Regions from separate parts of the Homo sapiens genome. Here region 1 is linked to region 2. Evidence: read pairs that join two places in POLR2A ChIA-PET (ENCODE). Cell type or tissue: MCF 10A. All regions are shown on one strand. Each heading gives the region's core, and the rest is flanking DNA. Links, peaks and the distances in the headings are about the cores only.

Region 1 (5,394 bases), core at 258-5,257, 73 kb after region 2:
TCCAATCAAAAGACGTTCAGCTCAAAACAAAACCTCATGCATGTGTTACTCATAGGGAGAACCTTATATCATTAAGAAAAGGTTAAGTTACATTTAGTATAATTTATTTAAGAAAACAAGGAGGTTGGCCTGTTGTACCGCGGTGGCTCACGCCTGTAATCCTAGCACTTTTGGAGGCCGAGGTGGGCGGATCACGAGGTCAAGAGATCGAGACCACTCTGGGCAACATGGTGAAACCCCATCTCTACTAAAAATACAAAAATTAGCTGGGCATGGTGGCGGGCGTCTGTAGTCTCAGCTACTCGGGAGGCTGAGGCAGGAGAATCGCTTGAACCTGGGAGGCGGAGGTTGCAGTGAGCTGGGATCATGCCACTGCACTGTAGCCTGGGCGACAGACAGAAATTCAGTCTCAAAGAAAGAGAGAGAGAGAGAGAGAGGAAGGAAGGCAGGCAGGAAGGAAGCTTGTACAATGTTTCCTTCTCAAAGCAGACACTTGAACATATCTTAGGTTTCTGGTAACTAGTTTCAGCTGTCTCGATAGACCTGATAAGTCAGTATTTTAGTTAATATGTAGTAAAGTTCTGAGAGTACTCTAACCAACTTCCTTGTTTTTAACTCTCTCCCAGGGTATTTGTCTATTAATTTCAGCTTTGTTTGCTCTTAAATTTAAAAATATGTATTTGGCTTCTGAGTTCTGTTTTCTCTCTCAGTTGCATTGCTTGATTTGGGTGCCTCTATTTTTCCAATAATTCTTTATTATAATAGTGCTACTGTTTGCTAAAGCATACGTGGTCAAAACCCAATTCCCTGCAGAGCTGAAAAGAGCTCAGAGAAGTAAGGTGGTGGACGACCCACTGAAATGTTCCAGTTTCAGACTGCATGTGTCACACCCTTGCTGAAATACAATTCGTTTTCTTTAATTTCCATGTGAAGTGCACTTCTAAGAACTAACCTTTAGTCACTGGGTGACTTTATGGGAGTAAAAGGAAGCTGTTATGAAATAGCTCTTATGGAACTGTTACAAGCTTTCAAGCATTCAAAGGTCTAAATGAAAAAGGCTAAGTATTATTTCAAAAGGCAAGTATATCCTAATATAGCAAAACAAACAAAGCAAAATCCATCAGCTACTCCTCCAATTGAAGTGATGAAGCCCAAATAATTCATATAGCAAAATGGAGAAAATTAGACCGGCCATCTAAAAATCTGCCATTGGTGAAGTGATGAAGAACATTTACTGTCTTATTCCGAAGCTTGTCAATTTTGCAACTCTTGGCTGCCTATGGATTTCTGTGGTGCAGTGTACAGTTTTAAATAGCTGCCTAAAGTCGTGTGTAACTAATCTGGTAAGTCTCACAATCTAATATTTGTCTTTGCAGGAACTAGAACATGTAGCATTCAGCTTGTTATAACTGATAGAATTGTTTTCTCTTTATGAGGAGTTTTCTTATGAGAAGTGGTGGCAACAAGGCAAGATAGATTATTTTTTCTTAAATAAGTTAGGAGCCCTTATAATTGCAGAAGATAAAGCAGGCTATTTTATTTCTTTAGGGTATGTGGTCATATATTTTTTGGGCTAGAGGACTGGGTAAAGGAGGTTTAAATGGAATCAATTTTGCCAATTTTGCACACTTAAAAACTTTCTATTTAAACTTATTTATTACAAAGTCATTAGTAGTTGTCTTGAAACCTGAAATCGGTTTGGCCACAGGATAATGCCTGCTAATTCCAGCTGTGTAGGGAGCTGGATGAAAAAGGAAGCAGATACAGTTGCCATGTAAAATAATATTTTAAAGCAATAATTATTTGTACATTTCTTTATTTCTGTTTGTGCATTTATTATTTTAGTTAGTGAGTTTTTTATATGGAAATTCATGCTTTCATTCTCATTTCTGGGTGTCATCCCTTCTCTAACTATTGTACCATCTCTTTTCAGTTGTAATTTAGTTGTGCTTAAAACAGTCACTGAATTAACTTTAAAAACCAAGTACTCTATAGACAGAGAAAATGCACTCTTCCTGTCTAAAGACAAATAAAATATCATGATAGTTTGCATATGACCCTATCTATAGCCATACTTTTAAACATAATGCAAGTACTAAATATAGTATTCATTATATTATTCTAAAGTATTGGAGATAGAATTATGTGGCAGATTAAAAAGAAACTTGCACTTATACACTTTTGATTTAAACTGTAGTTTAAAACACTACTTAGGTTTACCATGGTTAGTAGCATTTTTTTAAAAGTTTAGTATTTTATATAAATCTTTGCCGAAGACTTCATTGCCTTTAATATAGAATTGCATGCTTTAGTTTTTTATATTTGTAACCCAAACTTAAAAATGGAAGAATGGAACTACTAAATGTTTCAACTACTGAATGGAAAACTAAATGTTCTAAAAAAGATTTTAACTTTTTTCTAATTATAATAAGAGTATACATTTTAAATAAAATATTTATAACATAGAGAACTACAGAAGAATAAAAAACTTCTAATTCTAGCCCTAGTAATCTTTTGATTGAATTTTCTTTTAGTATTTTTCCTCATATATATATATGTATACATATATATCTATAATTTACACCCAGCTATGCAACCAGCTTTTTCATTACATTGTATTGTGAGTTTTCCCCTAGACCCTGAGATTTTTTTAGAAACAGAATCTTTATTATCTTTAGAGTATTCCATTATATGAATGTACCACCATAATTTATTTGTTAATTTCCCTGCTACTGAAACTGATTTTAGTTGTTTCCAATATTGCAGTCTCCATTTTATTTTACTGTCGTTTTATTTATTCTTATCTTTTTGTGTGGGCTCCTTGCTTCCAGGGTTTGGCAGTAGGAATAGACAGTTTGTTCCTTTGTTGAGTTGCCTTCCGTTCACCACCTACAGAGAATGGCACAGCTGATGTGTGGCAACAGCAAGAGAGACACGGTCTGCCAATTTGACCAGTGAAAGTACTACATGTTCCCACATAGGGCCTGGAGGGACAAAAGTGAAGTGAATGTACAATTGAATGTAACCATGGTTCACAGGAGAGGATATACAAAGTGCTCAAGTTTATTATATTTTCTGCATCATTTTTAAAAACATGGACATTTACTCTGAAGGTCATCTATAATTTTATTGGGTGATTCTTGATATTGAGAAATGTTTTCTTAAAAAAAAAAAGTCACCACAAGAATGTCTTGTCCAAAAATAAAATGTTAGAATTGTGGGCCAAATTGCACGAAGCAGAGTTCTATGCTTGAGCATTGGTATTTTACATTACTTTTATCTTACGTTAACAGAGATCTGCATGTACTAGTTGAAAGTATTAACTGAAAAGTTTTTTTGAATTCTAGAAGCCATGTGCTGCAGAAAACAACAAACAATTAATGCTCTTCAGAACTCTAGTATTGTGAGATCCTTTATGATAAAGAAAAAAGAATTCACGGTTGAATCATTTGTGGAAGTGTATTTTGCTATGCCCTCTTTTTGTAGATTCACAGGGCACAATAACATGTTAAAAGCTTTGTTTAATCATAATTTTCCCATCTTTAGCAACAAAACCCTTTTTTAATGTTTCCATAAGTTATTGGGGGAACAGGTGCTATTTGGTTACATGAGTAAATTCTTTAGTGGTGATCTGTGAGATTTTGGTGCACCCATCAGCCATGTATACACTACACCATATTTGTAGTCTTTTATCCCTCACCCTGCTCCCACTCTTTCCCCTAAGTCCCCAAAGCCCATTGTATCATTTTTATGCCTTTGCATTCTCATAGTTTTGCTCCCACTTATCAGTGAGAACATACGATGTTTGGTTTTCCATTCCTGAATTACATCACAAACCCCCTTTTTTTTTTGAATTAACAAATCACAACAACTGAGGAACTAATATTGAGAAGGGCTCAGGAGTATCAATTCCATTCAATAAATTTCATTCAATATCAATTTATTGAATGGATTCCATTCAATAAATTTTCCTAGGTATCTATGTATATTCAGCTCTGTGGTGGATGCAATTCGGAATACAAAAGAAGTGAATTATGTAATCAATGCCCTAAAGTAAGTTATCAAATACTGAGATATCAAGGTTTCTATCACTAGACAGTTAAAGGCTGTTACAAACATGATGTGCTTTTATAATATTAGAGGGTGATGACAATACATTTATTTTTGATTTGTATCTTAAGTTCCAAAGAAATAAACTGAAAATCAACTGAAAGACTATTAGAAATAATAGGATTTGGAAGATTTTTAAAAAATTAATGTACAGACATGAAAAATTGTCTTGTATATCAATATATAACATTAAAACAAAATAATATAATAAGATCATAATTCAGAAATTTTATAAAATATTTACAAATTAGCATAGTTTTTATTGCTACAGGAATAAACCTGTGAGTAAAACAGAATACAATCAAGAAATAAAACCATGTACATAAAGAATGTGAAATATGATAAAGATGACAATTCAAACCAATGAGTTGCTATCCATGTAGCATAAAAAATTCCTACATAACTGCCAGATTCAAATAAATTTCAGGATATATTTTGTAAAAAGGTATGACTTTTGGTTAAGTGCGATGGCTCATGCCTGTAATTCCAGCACTATGGGAGGCTGAGGCGGACAGTTCCCTTCAGCCCAGGAGTTTGAGACCAGCCTGGGCAACATGGTGAGACTCCTGTCTCTACAACAAATACAAAAATTAGCTAGGCGTGGTGGCATGCACCTGTAGTCCCAGCTACTTAGGAGGCTGAGGTGGGAGGATTGATTGAGCAGGGAGGTCGAGGATGCTGTCAGCTGTGATTACACCACTGTGCTCCAGCCTGGGTGACTCTGTTTCTAAGAAACAAAAACAGAAAGGTTTACTTAAATGCAAACAGACAAATAAACAAAACAAAGCAAGTGTTTACTTCATAAAAATATTAGAAGAAATTGGGGTGACTGTTTCTGTAATCTTGAAGTAGAAATGCCTTAAGAAGCCTAATTAAAAAATTTAGACTCCCTAAAAAGAAATTATCAATAAATTTGACTACTTAGAAACTTAAACTGTTATGACAACAGTATACAATAACTGCAAAGCCAAAAAGTGGAAAAAAAGTATTACACATGATAAATAATGTTTTTAAAGAAAAAATCCCTGATACACATAAAAGCATGTAAGATGAATTTAGAATATAAACAGCCACTTCAAAAAAGAAGTATAAGTGTCCATCAACTGATGAGTGGATAAAAAAATGTGATATATATACACCATGGAATACTACTCAGCCATAAAAAGGAATGAAATAATGTCTTTGCAGCAACTTGGATGGAGCTGGAGGCCATTATTCTATGGAGGCCATTATTTGGCCAGGAATAGAAAACCAAATACCGTATGTTCTCACTTATAAGTGGTA
Region 2 (5,394 bases), core at 179-5,178:
CTTTGTCTTAGGTATCAATGTCAGTATCCTGGTTGTGATATGGTATTGTAGTTTGCAAAGATGTTATAATTGAGGGAAACTAGGTAAAATGTATACAATATCTCTCTGTATTAGTTCTTCCAATTGCATGTGATCTACAATGATCTGAAAATAAAAAGGTTAATTAAATAATTGAAAAAATAATGTCAATCAAGTTTGCCTGGCTGGGGATGGAAGTGAGGAGGCTTTTACTTTTTCTATTTTATACTTTTTTATACTCTTTGCATTTTGTTATCCTGTATGCTTTTTCTCTTTTTTTTTTCTTTTTCTTTTTGAGACGGTCTCATTCCATCACCCAGGCTGGAATACAGTGGCACAATCACAGCTCACTGCACCCTCGACCTCTGAGGCTCAAGCAATCTTCCCACGTCAGCCTCCCAAGTAGCTGGAACTACAGGCACACACCACCACACCTGGCAGATTTTTTTTTTTTTTTTTGGTAGAGATGGGGGCCACACTATGTCGCCCAGGCTGGTCTGGAACTCCTAGGCTCAAGCGATCTTCCCGCCTTGGCCTCCCAAATGCTGGGATTACAGGTGTGCACCACTGCACCTAGCCTAAAATTCTTTTAATTAAAGCATTAAACAGATCTGCAAAAAAAAGCTCTCTATGAAATACAGTTGACCCAGTTTCTTCAGCAATGAATTAAATGAAGAGGCACACACAAAAAAGTGTTTATTTTAGATTTAAAAGACACTTATGTGCCATAGCAATTAAGTGAGACTTGCTTGAATCCTGATTTGAAAAACCAACCTTATAAAATCTTTTAAATAGATAATTGAGATATTAAATAATTTCAGATAATTATAATTTTATTAGGTGAGATAATGGCATTGAGGCTACATAAGAAAATGCCATTTTTTTGAGGGATGCCTACTGACATATGCAGGGCTGAAATGACATAAGGTCTGGGATTTGCCTTAAAATACCTGGCAAAAAAGAGGTGATGCAGAATAAATGAAAAAATACGGAGAAATGTTGATGGTTGCTATAGATGGATGATGAGGGCTCACAGTTCTAAGAATATTAAAAATTAAAAGAAATAAAGATCCATCTTTAAGGGAAAAAAATAAAACCACGATCTTATGATTAAACTCCAAGTAGTGTTGTGGGGAGGATAGGCCGGGAGTGACACAGTAAAGTGCCACCTATCTAACATCAAAATAGGGGGAATGGGGAATGAAGAGGGGAGGAGGAAGTTTTGCCACAGGGAATTTGACCACTCTTCAAAGTGGCTACACCACACAATGTTTATCTGTTCCTTCCTTTCGACTGTAATTTCTTGCCAAAGCACATGATGACTAAACTAAGTATCATTTCCTCCTCTTCTAGACTGAAAGCTCCTCTCAACTGTAGAATATTTCCAGGGTGGTCTCTCTGTAATGGGCCTAAATCCTGGTGTCTGTTTGGAGCCACAGCTGGTTTGTGACACTGACCACCACTTCCTCAAAACAATTTACAAGAACAAAACTAGATGTATGAAGTTTAGATTCTGGAAAAAGGTGCAAGTATTCATGAATATTTCAGAACTCCCAAAGTGATCTATGTACAGAATTTAAGTATACAGATTTTAATTCTGAACATTTGGAAACAATCTAAATTAGAAATGAACAGCCAAACTGATATCTCCAAGCAATGTGATGTTAAGGAAGTTACTCATGTTTTAGAAGAATATTTAACATGAAAACACTTTAATACAGAATATATTGTACACACATAGATGTGTAATATTTAAAGTGTTTACTTCTATGGTATAAGTTTACAAGTGATTTTCATTTTATTTATACATTTTTCCTCTAAATATTCTATAATATGAATACATATAAAGGAGAAAAATAATATAATTAAAACTACCAAATTCACCTAACATTCTTTGTAACACTAAAGGCTACTTTCAACATTAGCCTCATAATACAGATAGGAAGAAGTCACGGACTGTCATTAAAAATTCAGGAAACAAACAACTAGGAACTTAGTATACTGTAGTTCTCACTTCAAGAAGTCCAGTCAAGAGAAGAAAGATATATTAACAAGTAAATTCTTGAGACTAACTTGACAGAGTTACAGAGATATGGACTCAGTATCTATTCTCCAAATGCCTGAAATTAATGGATAGGTCTCTACCTTTTAGCTTTTAACATCAGCTATTCAAGAGTTGTCGATATACAAGCTACTTTCTAAATAAGCTTAGAACAAATCCTAGATGCTTGTATACACAAGCCAATCCTTTATTTAGTCTACTTTAATTCCATCCACTACAAAAGGAAAACAATAACTTCCTTAAAAGACTATTTCCCTTTGATAAGAAATCATGTTCCACTAAAAGAAAAGCAAAATAAGATATACCTGGTATGGACTAAGTTCTGCAATACTAGAAAGTATGATTAGACTTTAAAAGAAAACTTGTAACTGAATTGCACTTGTTGGAAAATGATTTGGGTGGAGTAAATTGAACAGTGCAAATATACTTTTTTTAAATTTTTTTTGAGACGGAGTCTTGCTCTGTCGCCCAGGCTGGAGTGCAGTGGCGCAGTCTCGGCTTACTGACCTCCGCCTCCCAGGTTCAAGCAATTCTCCTGCCTCAGCATCCCGATTAGCTGGGATTACAGGCATGTACCACCAAGCCCGGCTAATCACATATACTTTTTAGATTGATTATTAACTAGTCCTTAGAGTAAGACAGAAACCTCAAGCTTTTTTAAAATTATTATTATGGCCTAGAGTTAGAACACAGATTTTTTTATCACACCTCAAGTAATCACATATGCATACACATGCATAAACAATGAACAAAAGTTAAATGATACCACTATTTTATTACATGTAATGCACTGTGATTATTTCCTATTCTATTCAGTTTCATTTTTGTTTTTGTCAAAGCATACTGGTTGTGCCTACTGAAGTGATTTCATTACCTATTAATGGGTCCTAACCTGCAACTTGGGAAAGAGTGCTCTAAAATATCACAAAAGTAAAACCATTTCTAAAAACATGATTTCATTAGTTGTATCCTTGCTCTTCTAATATTCAAGTTACAACAGGTCTCAACACATATACAATCATCCATGTGTGGGTGTGAGAAAATTTCTTCCCATGTCTAAGATCAAGTGAGCTCTTGATGACTACAATCTTTTCAACCACAAAGGAGAGCTTGCAATTATTACAGAGTTTTGTCTGATGGTAGGGCAAACAGATTTTCCAAGATATCATTAATTCCATTCTCAGCCTTACTCTCTTAGAAACTTTGCTCTTCTTCAATTGTGCTTAGCTTTTTACCTTGTAGGCCGCCAGAAGCAAAAGAAAAACAGGAGCAAAAGGGCCTCAGTTGCTATGTGAGAATGAACAAAGGCAAAACAGAACTTGTAATGATAAAACAAAATAATTATTCAAAATCTTCAGTTTTTCTGAAAGGAATATGGATAATAATACTATGCTGAAAGAAGTTACAGCTATCGACTAGAAACACATGACCATGTTTTATAAAACTGACAATCTCTTTCAACTTTATTCTCACCACATATAAAATAGATGCTAATGATATGACTAGTGATCTAATAAGGATGATAATGCTGTTGACTCAGCAGATGAAACATTTGAAAGTAAAATAAAAGGAAACACAAGGAATATGTCAAAAGTCTCTCTGTGGAAACTTTCAACATTCCTATCAGCTAAAAGTGTCACTTAAAATAAATCAGTCTGAATGTATGAAAATGAATCAAATCATTTAAAGAGATCCTATCTACGATTCCTCTATGATTCCCTATATAATGTGGGATTACTTCCATCAGTGTCCAAAGACATCAATAATTACCATGTTAAGATATTTAAAAGATTCATAATTTGCTGCCAAAGGAAAAAAATCTCAAAATCTAGCCAATGCTATTCTTTAATGTGCTATACATAAAATCAGTGAACACTGCAGTTTTTGGTCACTCTCCAGTCTTGAGACTTCTGCTGAAAAGCAAAAGATTATTAGAAGGCTTGTGGATGTGGGGGAGGAGAGTTGACACACCTATCATTTCCTAATTCATAAATTATTTCCATATACTTGGGAGGTGACAGAGCATAATGGTTACAACCTGGATTCTGGCACAGCCCTGCCTAACACTGGCTTTGTGGCCTTGGGTGAGTCTTTTTACCTCTCTAAGGTAAAACTGAATTCCATCATCCATAATCTAAAGACAACAATAGTGCCCAATTTCATGAGCATTAAAAGGGAGAATGCTAATAAAAACAAAGTATCAAGCACAGAGGCAACCATATAGTAAAAATTCAATATGTTAACTGCTACTATTTTTATCTTAAAATTCTACACATTATTAAAGTATCAAAAATATTGCTTTGAATTAGCTGACTTTGTCCAAATTCCATCACCCATTGGCTGTATGATCCTAAGAAATCCCCCATTTAGTGTATATCAATTTTCCTCATCTGTAAAATTACCAACCATAACTGGGTGTGGTGAAGATGAATAAGGCTGTGTGTGTGTGCTTTAATCGGCTGAGAAAGTCTAATTAGAATGCATTTCCCAGTATTTATCTAATGCCCACTTACTGCTATGTCAGCATGTCCTGAAGTAGATACTGTGGTACTAGTCTGGGTGGTTTACCAGGGGGTTATGCCCTCACCCTCCTCAAAAGAGCTGCAAGGTCAGTAAGCTTGCAGAATTCCACCTTTTTCTTTACCACAGAACATCTCAAAGCCCTTACAGTGTATAGTGAAGCTCTGATGCGTGTTGCAGTTTACAGTATTTCCCAGAAAACTCTTTCCTCTTGGGGCATCTCCTGGGAGTAGTGCTCTGTGAGACATACTGGTGAACTCCTGGGTTAGACTCTCACAAGTGGGACACACAGAGAGATCCCATGATAGGGCTTCTGGGATTGAAGATCTTACGTGGAGAAGTGGACTTTGGCCTCTGGAGTTCTAAAAATGATACTGAAGTTATATTATGTGACTTGATTCAAAAGCAAGACTTTTCTCACTGTTGTTATTAAGTTACAAGTCCTTTGTGGGCATCTACAACAAACTGGACACATTGGTTAAGAGAAGTTTCTTAATTTCAAAGAAGACTTTTAAGAAAAAAAAAAAACTTGTTTGTACAGCGAAACAATTCTAAGACAACTGTTTTATCTCTGTTGAATAGATGCTTAGAATAAGGAAGTCAGAGAAAAGAGGCTGCTGACCTTTGTTAATAATGTCAGGATGTTGATGTAATATCCAAGCTGCCACTGCTTCAGCTGAAGATAAGTCAAGAAATCTTTCCTGCCGCTGGAACATGCTAGCTTTCTCACCTTGGTTTCATGTTAAATATGCATACTGCCAATATTCAGATAAAGTGTAATATTGATATTGACT

What was found. ChIA-PET counts read pairs that join two places held together with the same protein. Peaks named below come from ENCODE experiments on the same cell type or tissue, not always from the same donor. Only the 100,000 strongest peaks of a DNase experiment are listed, where the experiment ranks them.
Region 1: POLR2A ChIA-PET joins it to region 2 with 24 read pairs; 2 of 35 experiments call an interaction of 5 or more read pairs at or near these places.

The regions. Positions count from the first base shown.
Region 1 is chr6:117,421,483-117,426,876 of GRCh38, reverse strand. ROS1 (ROS proto-oncogene 1, receptor tyrosine kinase) reads left to right here and starts at 935. Exons shown (of 44, transcript NM_001378902.1): 1 at 935-1,343. The coding sequence starts at 1,221. In MCF 10A, for the core only: no CTCF peak of the experiment used is centred there; DNase peaks (open chromatin) are centred at 946, 1,236 and 2,936.
Region 2 is chr6:117,494,324-117,499,717 of GRCh38, reverse strand. All of the region lies in intron 1 of DCBLD1 (discoidin, CUB and LCCL domain containing 1), which reads right to left. Among named protein-coding and RNA genes, the nearest start is that of DCBLD1, 14 kb to the right of the region's middle. In MCF 10A, for the core only: no CTCF peak of the experiment used is centred there; DNase peaks (open chromatin) are centred at 1,307 and 3,117.